Linked DNA regions of Homo sapiens: region 1 is linked to region 2. Evidence: read pairs that join two places in POLR2A ChIA-PET (ENCODE). Cell type or tissue: GM12878. All regions are shown on one strand. Each heading gives the region's core, and the rest is flanking DNA. Links, peaks and the distances in the headings are about the cores only.

Region 1 (5,390 bases), core at 281-5,280, 120 kb before region 2:
GATAGAAGCATATCATAAATATTTAAGCTATCTTTCTAAAGATTTAAATATTCAGTTTAGGTTTATAAATATGGTACCTGGCCTTAAGAAATTTACAGTCCAGAAGGAGAGATAAGGCAAATACATAAATCATGGTCATGCAAGAAAAAAGTAGGATCCATATTATAATAGAGTTATAAATAAATATAGTATAAGACTACAGAAGAGAAAGCAATTAATCCTATGTGGAAAGATCATAATTATGCATAAAAATTTATGTGGGAGAAGACCGTGATGTATTCCCTAAACTTTCATGGCCTGATTTAGATGTCAAAACAACAAACTCTTTGTGTCCAGGACTCAGCTGAGATATTTCCTCCATAAATTTGATTTGGGTGGAAGGTGGCATTTTGGCTGGCTAAAATAAATGCAGACAGCTTCACACACCATTCTCCCTTTCCCATCAGGGAAGGACCTAGAAATGCATGGGAGCTTGGGTTTTGTAACTAGAGAATGGAGGAATGTGTTTGCCTTAGGGTAGAAGGGGCAGATGAGAGAAGGATGACCATCATAGTTTATTTACAACCTGTCTGGCCTGTGGACTGGTTTTAAATCGTATTTGGCAAAAAAAAAAAAAAACAAAAAAAATGGCCAGGTGCGGTTCCTCATGCCTGTGGTCCCAGCAGTTTGGGAGGCCAAGGCAGGCAGATCACTTGAAGTCAGCAGTTAAAGCCCAGCCTGGTAAAGATGGCAAAACCCTCTCTCTACTAAAAACACAAAAATTAGCTGCACATGGTGACGCACACCTGTAATCCCAGCCACTCAGGACGCAGAGGTTGCAGTGAGCCGAGATCACGTCACTGCACGCCAGCCTGGTGACAGGGCAGGATTCTGTTTATATATATATACACATACACACACACACATATATACACATATGTGTGTGTATATATATATACACAAACACACACACGTACATGCATATATATACATACATATATAAAATATATACCTACATATATATATGTATATATTTCACACCCTCAGACCCTCAGAACTGTTTTTCCTGATACGTACTGTGATTCTGGGCAAATCATAATAGGGAAACCCTAATAATATCTTTCAAGAGTAGTAATGGACACAAGCAAAATGCTTTAACCCTGAAGTTTAAAAAAAAAAAGTCTGACATTTTTAAGAATGCCCTTCTGCACCTCTGTACATAGAACCCAGGAGTTGCTGGGTGCTAACCTTGCACAGAACACTGGAAGCTGTAGGCACACCTTGAATATGGATAGTGATTTTTTCGAGGAGGAAGGAAACAGCAGCCGGTCTTGACTCAGCGAATGCTACAGTGCTAGAGAAGGTTAACCTGGATGCCACAATGGGGCTCCAGGTGACTCAGTAACAGTTCCATGAGAAACCCTGTTCTGGGAATTGCTGGGAAATTCCCATGATGCTGGTCAGCCTGACCTCTGACTCAGGCAGACCTGTTTCAAATCTCACTTCTTGTACCAATTAGCTAAAACCTTCTGGTCTCAGCTAATTTAAATTTCCTAAGTCTCCATTCCTCAACTATAAAATGAGGATAACAACCTCCACCTTGTAAGACTATTGTCAAAATTAAATGAGACATACTTAAATAATACATAGATAATTTCTGATTAGAAAAAAGGACTCATTGAGGGATAATGTTTTATTATTGAAATTATTGTTTTATAAGCATGCTAACAGCCATTAACAATACAATAATTGCATTTGCTCATGCTGACATTTTTAACTTAAGGAGCACAAGCTTTCAGAGCTGAGAGTTAACCTTTCAATTACCTCATGTGATCTTTTCTTTTACAAATTAAGAAAACGTGGTCCAGAACTGTTTAAAACTCCCCAAAGTAAGTCCTACAGGCATGTGGTGGAAGACTCAGAGCTAGAACTCAAGGAGTCTGTTGTTCTTTCTATTCTCAGTTTTGAACCTCTTATTCTAAAAGATAAGTCAGCTTTTAATGTATCTTTTTCACACTTAGAAACCAGGAATTTTGTGAATAAAATAAATCTAGGACCCCACGTGGCTCAGGCTTAACTCAAAGTCACATTCAAAGCAGCACAGCACAGCAACGAAAAGTAATTTTGAAATAATCACAGTCTTTCCTTGCATATCAAATAAAATTTGAGACTTAATTTACAACCCACAGCAATGTTATAAAAATCATTTTTTTCTCTTCCATTCTCTTGCACTGCAATTATTCTCTATTGCCTCATCCACCAATCCAGAAAAATTTTTAATGTTATTACCAAGATTTTCCAGCACTCTGCCCTTCTGTGTTTTACCTCTCCATCTCACTTCCTCATTTTCCCTAATTCACTGCGCATCACTTCCAGAACAGGAAGAGACCAAGATGATTTCAGCTCCCACCCACTCTCCACCTGCCAGCTGCTGCAGGGCCGCTAGATGTGCCCTTTACTTTGTGCTCTTCCGATACATCATCCCTTCTCACTTCCCCTTAGTATCACTCCTATCTCATGAGACATTCTTGTGAGGACTTTCTGGAGAATTCTTCACCTCATTACAATTTCAAATTTTAACTGTTACATAAAACTAGAAGTTTCACCTATGTATCTAAAAAAAAACCACTTCAAATTTAGTAGCTAGAAAACCAAACATTTTGTGCTGTCTTTGAGAGTGTAGCAATAGAGTGCAATTACCCACATACCATTCATGAAAGAAAATCTCTGAAAGGGTAGCCCTCTTCACACAAATGTACTGCTTTGAAAGAAATCCACAAGGACTTTTGAGGCAGGAAGGCAACCACTTAGGTAAATGGATCAAATTGTAAATTAATGGGTTTAGCACTGCTGCAGCTACATCATTCCAACATCTTGGTCCTTATGTTATTTATAGTACTCTAAAAATGATACATACCACAATTTTATATGTACACATCAATATAAAAAAGTATAATAGTAATTCACAATAGATAAAGCAATGATAAGAAATCAAATATATTCAGATACAAATAAAATTATCTGAGGAAGCATTTTGTCTTTTAGTCCAAATCTAACTTAAGTTTATTTCATTGCCAGGCAGCTAGAGGATAAGATACAGAGAAACAGGTGAAGGATCTATCCTATAGACTCTTTGGTGGTACTCTTTTTATTTGGATATATAGATATTCATGTCTATTATTGAGTCTATAATTCTAGGTTTGGGTTAGAGTTTTGTCTTCCACTTATACTCTCTCTTTAGGCCAAAATTCATGGTTTAAAACTTTTGGCCAGGTCCATGTGACTATCTAGCTTTCTTTTATCCTAACAAAGTTTTCAAAGTCCTATTTATATTTATTAAAAGATGAGAAATATTAGATAGGAAACTTTGTAAGGAGATTAATAAAGGATCTGCCTTATAAGTTTTACAAACAATGAAATGCAGCGTTTCTCCTTAAGAACACTTAAATACTGTTCCGTTTTTCAAGTAAATAAAAACACTGCTCATTAGTATTAAACTGAATAAGTTATAATGGCCAGTCTTACATACATTAACTTTTCAACACACCTACTGAAAATTACAAGCCTGATGAAAGAGTGGTGGTTTGAAAATTTGAATTTCCTGCAAATATTTTCCTCCACCTAAAATATTTATATTTAGATTTATACTAGCAATGCCCCAGATTACTTAGAAAAATCTATATGTTAGTTATTAACAATGTTCTTTTTACCTTACAAACAACCATTTTACTAAATGATAATAATGTCATTACTAAGTACCATAAGCACCTAATTACTAATACTCTGGATTCTAACTTCAAGGAAAAAATTATATCCTGGAGATATTTTACAGTCTCTAAAAGGAGGAAGAAAAACAGAATCAAAGCAAGGGAGGAAAAAAAGCCATGGGAGGAAAAAGAATAATAGAGAATGAAACTGATGTTAGGCCTTCTGACCTGCTAATGGATTCTTGAAGAAAGACTTTGAGGAGATTAATTTGAAAAGAACATGAAGTGGAGCTGTGAGCAGTTAATATGTTGGACACTCTCATTGTAGAGTAATAGGAGCTATTTTCTCAGTAAATGTGTTGCCAAAAGTCAAGAGTACTGATATATATATCCAACCATTCCCCATGAACAGTTCATAATTGTTCAAGAATAGACTCCCTCCTCCATGGCCTCTTCATTTATCCCCTCATTCTTCTGCCATTGTTCTGCTTCTTTATGAACACAGCTCATTGAAGCTTGAAGACAAAAAGGCCCTAATCATGACTAGCAATGGGATTATGAAGCCAAAGTGAGAAGGCAAAAAAAAAAAAAATGAAAGCCCATATCATCTGTCATGCTGACATCTTCATGTCCAGCTTCTTGATCATGGTGGGCAATATTTATAAGTACTGTTAATAGTATTTAACAGTCATCAAGTTACTGGTGTGAATTAATAGACATAGGAATTAAATGCTTGTGAGTTCTGGGATTCTTATTTTTGGTGGTTTCTTTTTTTATCTTACCCATGGATTAACTTTTAGTAAGGAAAAAAATGAATGGATAAAATACCTCTAATAAATCTGCATCCAGTTTGCAACCATGTAAGAATGATGCCAAAACACTTCTATTAATAAAAGCACAACAATTCCATTTTCTAAAGACAAAATTAAAATGAAGAAATGGAAGTGAAATTGTTGATAATAATGTTTACAATAATAATAAGATAAAAATCAGTAAATTCTCTAGTGTAATTTTAACCATAAATGAAGTTTACTATGTCCTCACTAAGGGTAATGGTGGAACAGCTTGTTATCAGAGTGATCCTCTTGCCCAGAAAATCATAAGCTATAAAAGAAGGACAAAGTACAACTGTGTAAAGGCAGCACATCAGCAGATTACAGTAGATTAATCTGCTGTAATTAAAGGCAGCAGCCAACAGCAGATTAAGACTGGAAGGGATTCAATTCTTGAGAGAAAGGGACAGGTTAGGTAAGATAATATTTGTTCAGCTTTTCCTAGGGGCATTTCCCAGCCCAAGACAGAAATATAAATAAAAAAATAAAGCTGCCCTGGGAAGTCAGAAGACACATTTAGGGGAAGATAGAGACTGGAAATTGAGGGACCCATGGCAGTGAATACCAAAAACCGTGTAGAAACTTCTCTCAAATACTTGGTTGACTCCAGAACACATGGTGAGACAAGACTCCAAAGAGCCCAGGGAGGTTATCAACAGCTGAGAGTTTTAAAAAGCTGAGCAGAAATTTCTGCAGCTTCCCACGAAAGAGAGAGATACACTTTAGAGTTCATATTTTGCCAAGTTAGAGTGACTTTCCATTGAAACAAAAATGAAGCATGTCTTAAGAATCAAGAGCAAATCAAATAAAGACCTATCTAACAATGCCTAAAACCAAGCTTCCACCATTCTTGATGAACTATATTAAATTT
Region 2 (5,390 bases), core at 245-5,244:
ATACAAATAAATATACCTTCCTTTTTTTTTTCTGTAACTTTATCTCTATTTTGAATTCCCCCATTCTTCTGAGCAATGAACTTCAAGTTTCAGTCAATACAGGATCTGTCCCCTTGGGATACTGTCTATCCATGGCAGCATCAGTGAGATGCCCTCGGGCCCTGTGGTCTTTTCTCAGCAGTCCTCACAGGTCACTGTCACCCAGATGACAATCACATCCTCATTAGCCCGTCTCTTCAGGCCCACTCCTCTCCTCACTGCTTCGGTATCCTGCCAGGCACATAGAACTCATCTTGTAGGCAACTCTGCTGGGGGTTTAGAAGACTCTTTCTCCCTTGTTTTTGTTGTTTTCTGGGCTTTCTCATACTCCTACCATTCCCCTCCGCTCCATACATACATTCATTTTGTAGTCTCAGTCCCCATTTCCTTGCCTGGTATGGAGTTACAGAGATAACCAGGAAAGTCTTCTCAGCTACCATATTGAAATTAAATGTTTCTACATAGATATCTCCCCCTGGCCCATCCCCTCCACTCTTTCTTATCCTCTCTCCCTCTTTTCCATGCATTTGTTATTTCTCCTTTTACTCCTTCTTTATTCCCAGGCATTGCTTTTCCCATCGCCTTCTCTCCCTTGGTTTCTCCCCTTCTTTTTTCCTAATTTTTTTCTTCCTCAATTATTTCATTCTTCCTCAAAAGGCCATAATACACATCATTTAGTTACTTTTTTTTGTTAGATCAAAGAGTACATCTATTTTCCTCTTTTTGGGAAGAGCCAAGCAATTTAAAATTTCCAAATTTTCGCTCCCTAGAGGGAAAAAGGCCCAAAGTTTGTTTCAAATTGTTCTTTATGTGTTCAGGACCCCATGTTATTATTTTTAACCTATAGTCCAATGACTGCCTAAAGATAAATAGATTCCACATGAGACCTTTTGACATCCTGTTTTCTAAAGTACTGTCCCCAAGAAGGGCCAGTTCTCTCTGTTTTGTATTCAAATAAAAAATATACAATTTGAGTCTGTGGAAGAAAGTTCATATCAGTAAGATTTTGGGACGCTGGATGCTAGACCAGGCAAGGAGATGCACGGTCTCCTGCTCTTGCGTACTTCATGTCAGCCCATGACGGAGTGCACTGAGAGTGAAAGGGTGATGTCTACAGGAGGTGAAGGGTTTGCCCACACTGAGGCACATGCCTCTTTCTTTGGTCTCTTCCTTAGTGTCTGAGAGAAAGAACTTACAGCTCTCCAGGGAAGGCCAGGACATTGAGTTGGAGGACAATTGCCTTATGTGCATCTGTTTGGGGTTGTTTATTTTGCATGGGTATCTCCTAAAAAATAAGACAGGATTAGGATACTCTGGATCTGAGTTTCCCACCAAACACTATAACATCCAAATTAACATTTATTTTATGTAATAGTAGCTCCTTTATTAAGCACCACACTATGTGGTAAGTACTGTACACACTTATGTACGTCACTTCACTCATTTGTTTTTTCAGCAACCATATATCTAGGTAAGTATCATTATCATATTACAGATGGAGGAAAATGAGGCCTGAGGAGGTAAAATGTTGGTCAAAGTTAACAAATTGGTAAATGTTAGAGATGAGATGTTAACACCAAACCTCTTATTCTTCCTACTACACTATATTTATCATCTAAAAGTAACCTCTCATGCTCTTTCCATATCTGAAACAAAGAGATTTCATGACCTCTGTAAAGTCACAATTTTCACAGATTTCAAACAATATCTTCCTCAGGATCAAGCTTTTTTTTTTATTAGGGTTGGTTTTAAACTCCCAATCTGTGTTCTCTTCAAGGAAATTTTCTCAGTCATGCTTGGAAACCTGGCTTTCCACTACAATTACTTGTTTTAGGTGGCAAATGCTTTCTCTAGCTAAATCAGTCACTATAATAATATTCCCACAAGTATGCAAGGCTGAGCACAGTGTACTGCCTATGGTAGATAACTAAAATGTGTGAAGAAGTGAATTCCTTCTGAGAAGTTCAGAAAACATGAAGACTAACCAGCATGGATAAAATAGAGAGGAGATTGGTCTTTCCTAAGGAATAGGTTTGTGCCAGATAATATACGATCAAATTATGAAGGGCACTGAAAGCCAGGCAAGGAGTTTAAACTTGATGCCGCAGGCAAGAGGAAGCCAATAAAAGTATTTGATCCAAGGTGAGGCAATAATAAAAGCAATGTTTAAGAAAGAGTCACCTCACAGTGTGATGCAGAATGAACTGGTGCTAAAGAGAATGGAACCAGGTGCATCAGTGAACCATTGGTACAGAAATCCAAACATAAACTAATGAGGGCCTAGACAAGAACCAGAGAAACATGAATGATGTCTCACCACTGAACTAAGCTGCATTGCTTATGTTTCCTTAAGACAATTATCTATTTTAGTTACTGAGAGTTTAAGTGTGATGTGGTTGCTGATGTGTTAAATAATAATTTTAAAAAACCCTCTGATATGTCATACTTGGTAATCCCTTCTCAAGGCCTTGCAGTACTTGAACGCACTGGAGTCATTATCTACTTGACACTCTCACAATATATGTGTCTTTAGAAAAAGCTAATACTTGGGAGAAAAACCAAGTTTTCAAACAGTTGATTAACAGGTGCAGATGTGAGGCGGTAGCTGGCATCAGAAGGCCTGGGTTTCCATCCCAGTTCTACCAATTAGTAGCTGTGTGGCTTTAGGCAAGTCATTTCACCATACTGAGCTCCAATTTCCTCAGCTGTAAAATGAAGATTCCAAAACCTATCTACAGGATTACAGTCAAATTTAAATGAAAAAAAAATACATGAAAGTACTTCATAAATTTTACAGCGCAATATGAGTACAAGATTTTATTTTTGTGAGCAATTACACATAAGTTGAAACTAAAGCTCCCACTCATTCAAAATGAAACTTCATTAGAAATCTCTACAGTTATGTATTTCCTGTAGCTTTGGGTGGACCCAACAGCAGAAAACAAGAGCAAGTGGCAGGCAAGCAGGTGATGTCAGAAATACTGCCAAGTAGCAATAGGACCCACACAGTTTTGGCAACAGCTACGATGCATCACAGACAGATAACACACTAAGACGTGAAGAGATGTGATAGGTATCTGGGAGGTCAGGCATCCCCAGGGGCTGAAATCCTAGAGAGATGTGGGCACTTGAGTTCAGGCCAAGACTGTGGGCTCTGGAAAGAATGGCAAGAGTAAAGGCCAACTCTGATTCCAGAAAAACTTAGGAACAGAAAAACCAGGTCAGGAGTGTGGAACACGTGGAGACACAGGAACAAAAGGTGGTTAAATGTTACCAGAGGTAGGTGACAAGGAAAGAATTTGGCATAAGGAATAAGTCAATAATTTTGGTATAGAACCCAGATTTAAGGCTAAACCAGGCAGCCATAAGGCTAATACAATTCTGAGCTGCCTGAGCTACTGGCCTCAGGTTCCTAAAATTTCCCCTCTAATGGTAAGGTTGATTTTTTTAAAAACTTAAGTGCCGGAAGTTACATTTATACCTATTAAATTTCATCTTGTTTCATTTGGCCCATCAGTCCAGCCAGTCAGTATCTTTTTGAATCCTGACTCTGCTGTCCAGTAATTAGTTATTGCTCCCAGCTTCATGTCATCTTCAGATTTGAAGAGTGTACTTTCTGTGCTTTGCCACTGGTTGATTAAAAGTTCGACAGAACGTAGTGGCACATCCCTGAAAGTTTCTTCTAGGAGACAGCCAGCTTCAAAGCCACTTAATACACTCTCAGTGAGTTCTCATTTCCTCACCTTCCAAAACAAATATCAAAAGAGGTACTGTCAAGTGTCTTGCTAAAATCCTGAAACACTGAAAGCCATAGCACTGCTCTCCATTTTCCAGTCCCCAGTCTTCTCTCAGGCATTTGCAAATCCTCATCCCCTCTTTCCACCTCATCCCACTTCAGAACTAGTTCACTCTTTTTGCCAGGTCCACCTGTGTCATGAATCCCAGCACTTCCCATCCCCTCCAGGTCCTCTATGCATCACTTTTTCTTCTCCTTTATTTTCCACATCCTTCTTTCCACCAACTTCTTCTTTACCTTAGGAAAGTGGTTCTCAAACTTTAGCATGCATCAGAATCATCTGGAAAACTTGGTAAAATACAGACTGCTAGGACCCAAGAGTTTGCATTTCTAGTGTTTCTCAAAGTGTGGTCCTGAGACAAGAATCATACCTGGAACTGGTTAGACATGCACAATTATCAGGCCCCACTTCAGACCTACTGAATCAGAAATTCCAGAGCTAGGGCCCATCAGTCTGTGTTTCAACAGGTATTTATCTCCAGGTAATTCTCATACATGCTAAAGTTTGAGAACCACTGCTCTGCATATTGAGTACAAACAGAGATTTGCAACCAGAGAAATCTGAGTTTGGAGCCCTGCTTTGCCCCTTCCAATCTGTGTACTGAGGTCATATGACTTACCATCTCTAAGCCTCAATATTTTAATCTATAAACTGAGAATGATAGTACCTACCTCCACAGATGGTATGAAGATTAAATGGTATAATGTAGGTAAAATGCTCAGTACAATGCCTAAATATTCAATAAACAGAAGCTGTATTTGCATTATCTATTAGAAAATGACTACATCTGTATCATCATTTGAAAGAAAAAAATCTCTCCATCTACCTCATGCCCTACTCTAACCTTCATAACCAAGACCATAAAAATCTTCATTCACTCTCTCCAGATCTTGGTCCATTTATTTGGGGCTATAACAGAATACATGAGACTAGGTAATTTACATATTTTTAAAAAGAGGTTTATTTGGCTCATGATTCTGCAGGCTGGGAAGTCCAAGATGCATGGCATCAGCATCTGCTTGGCTTCTGGTGAGGGCTTCATGCTGTATCACATCATGGCAAAGAAGAGGAAGAGGAAATGGACACATGCAGAGAGCAAAACGTGAGAGGCAACTTCACTTTATAACAACCCACTCCTGCAGAAATTAATCCAGTCTCTCAAGAAAGACTTAATCTATCTCAACAACCTAATCATCTTTCAATGGCCCCACCTCCCAAAACCACCACATTGACAATTAAATTTAACCATGAGTTTTGGTGGGGACAAACCACATCCAAACCATGGCACTTTAGTTTCTCACATCCATCGCTCTTTAGGTTACTGCTATTGGCTGCTGTCCTCACCACTCCACTAAGCTGTCCTACCTAAGACCATCAATGATCTAATTCTGGAAGTAGTAGACTCTGCAGAATTCATCTTTCTAACCTCCATATCCTTTCCTTTGTGATGGTCTCACTTCCCTTGGTTTCCACCTGGCAGCCTTTCATGGTCCTTCTAACTTTCTGCTGATTCTGTCTCAGTCACAGTAACGGGCTCCTCTCCTGATACCTATA

What was found. ChIA-PET counts read pairs that join two places held together with the same protein. Peaks named below come from ENCODE experiments on the same cell type or tissue, not always from the same donor. Only the 100,000 strongest peaks of a DNase experiment are listed, where the experiment ranks them.
Region 1: POLR2A ChIA-PET joins it to region 2 with 6 read pairs; 2 of 35 experiments call an interaction of 5 or more read pairs at or near these places.

The regions. Positions count from the first base shown.
Region 1 is chr6:119,583,716-119,589,105 of GRCh38, reverse strand. The region is part of intron 2 of LOC105377975 (a long non-coding RNA gene); the gene reads right to left. Among named protein-coding and RNA genes, the nearest start is that of MAN1A1, 240 kb to the right of the region's middle. In GM12878, for the core only: no CTCF peak of the experiment used is centred there; DNase peaks (open chromatin) are centred at 1,411 and 2,465.
Region 2 is chr6:119,460,825-119,466,214 of GRCh38, reverse strand. All of the region lies in intron 3 of LOC285762 (a long non-coding RNA gene), which reads left to right. Among named protein-coding and RNA genes, the nearest start is that of MAN1A1, 110 kb to the right of the region's middle. In GM12878, for the core only: no CTCF peak of the experiment used is centred there; DNase peaks (open chromatin) are centred at 2,644 and 2,994; H3K4me3 peaks cover 278 bases; H3K27ac peaks cover 2,364 bases.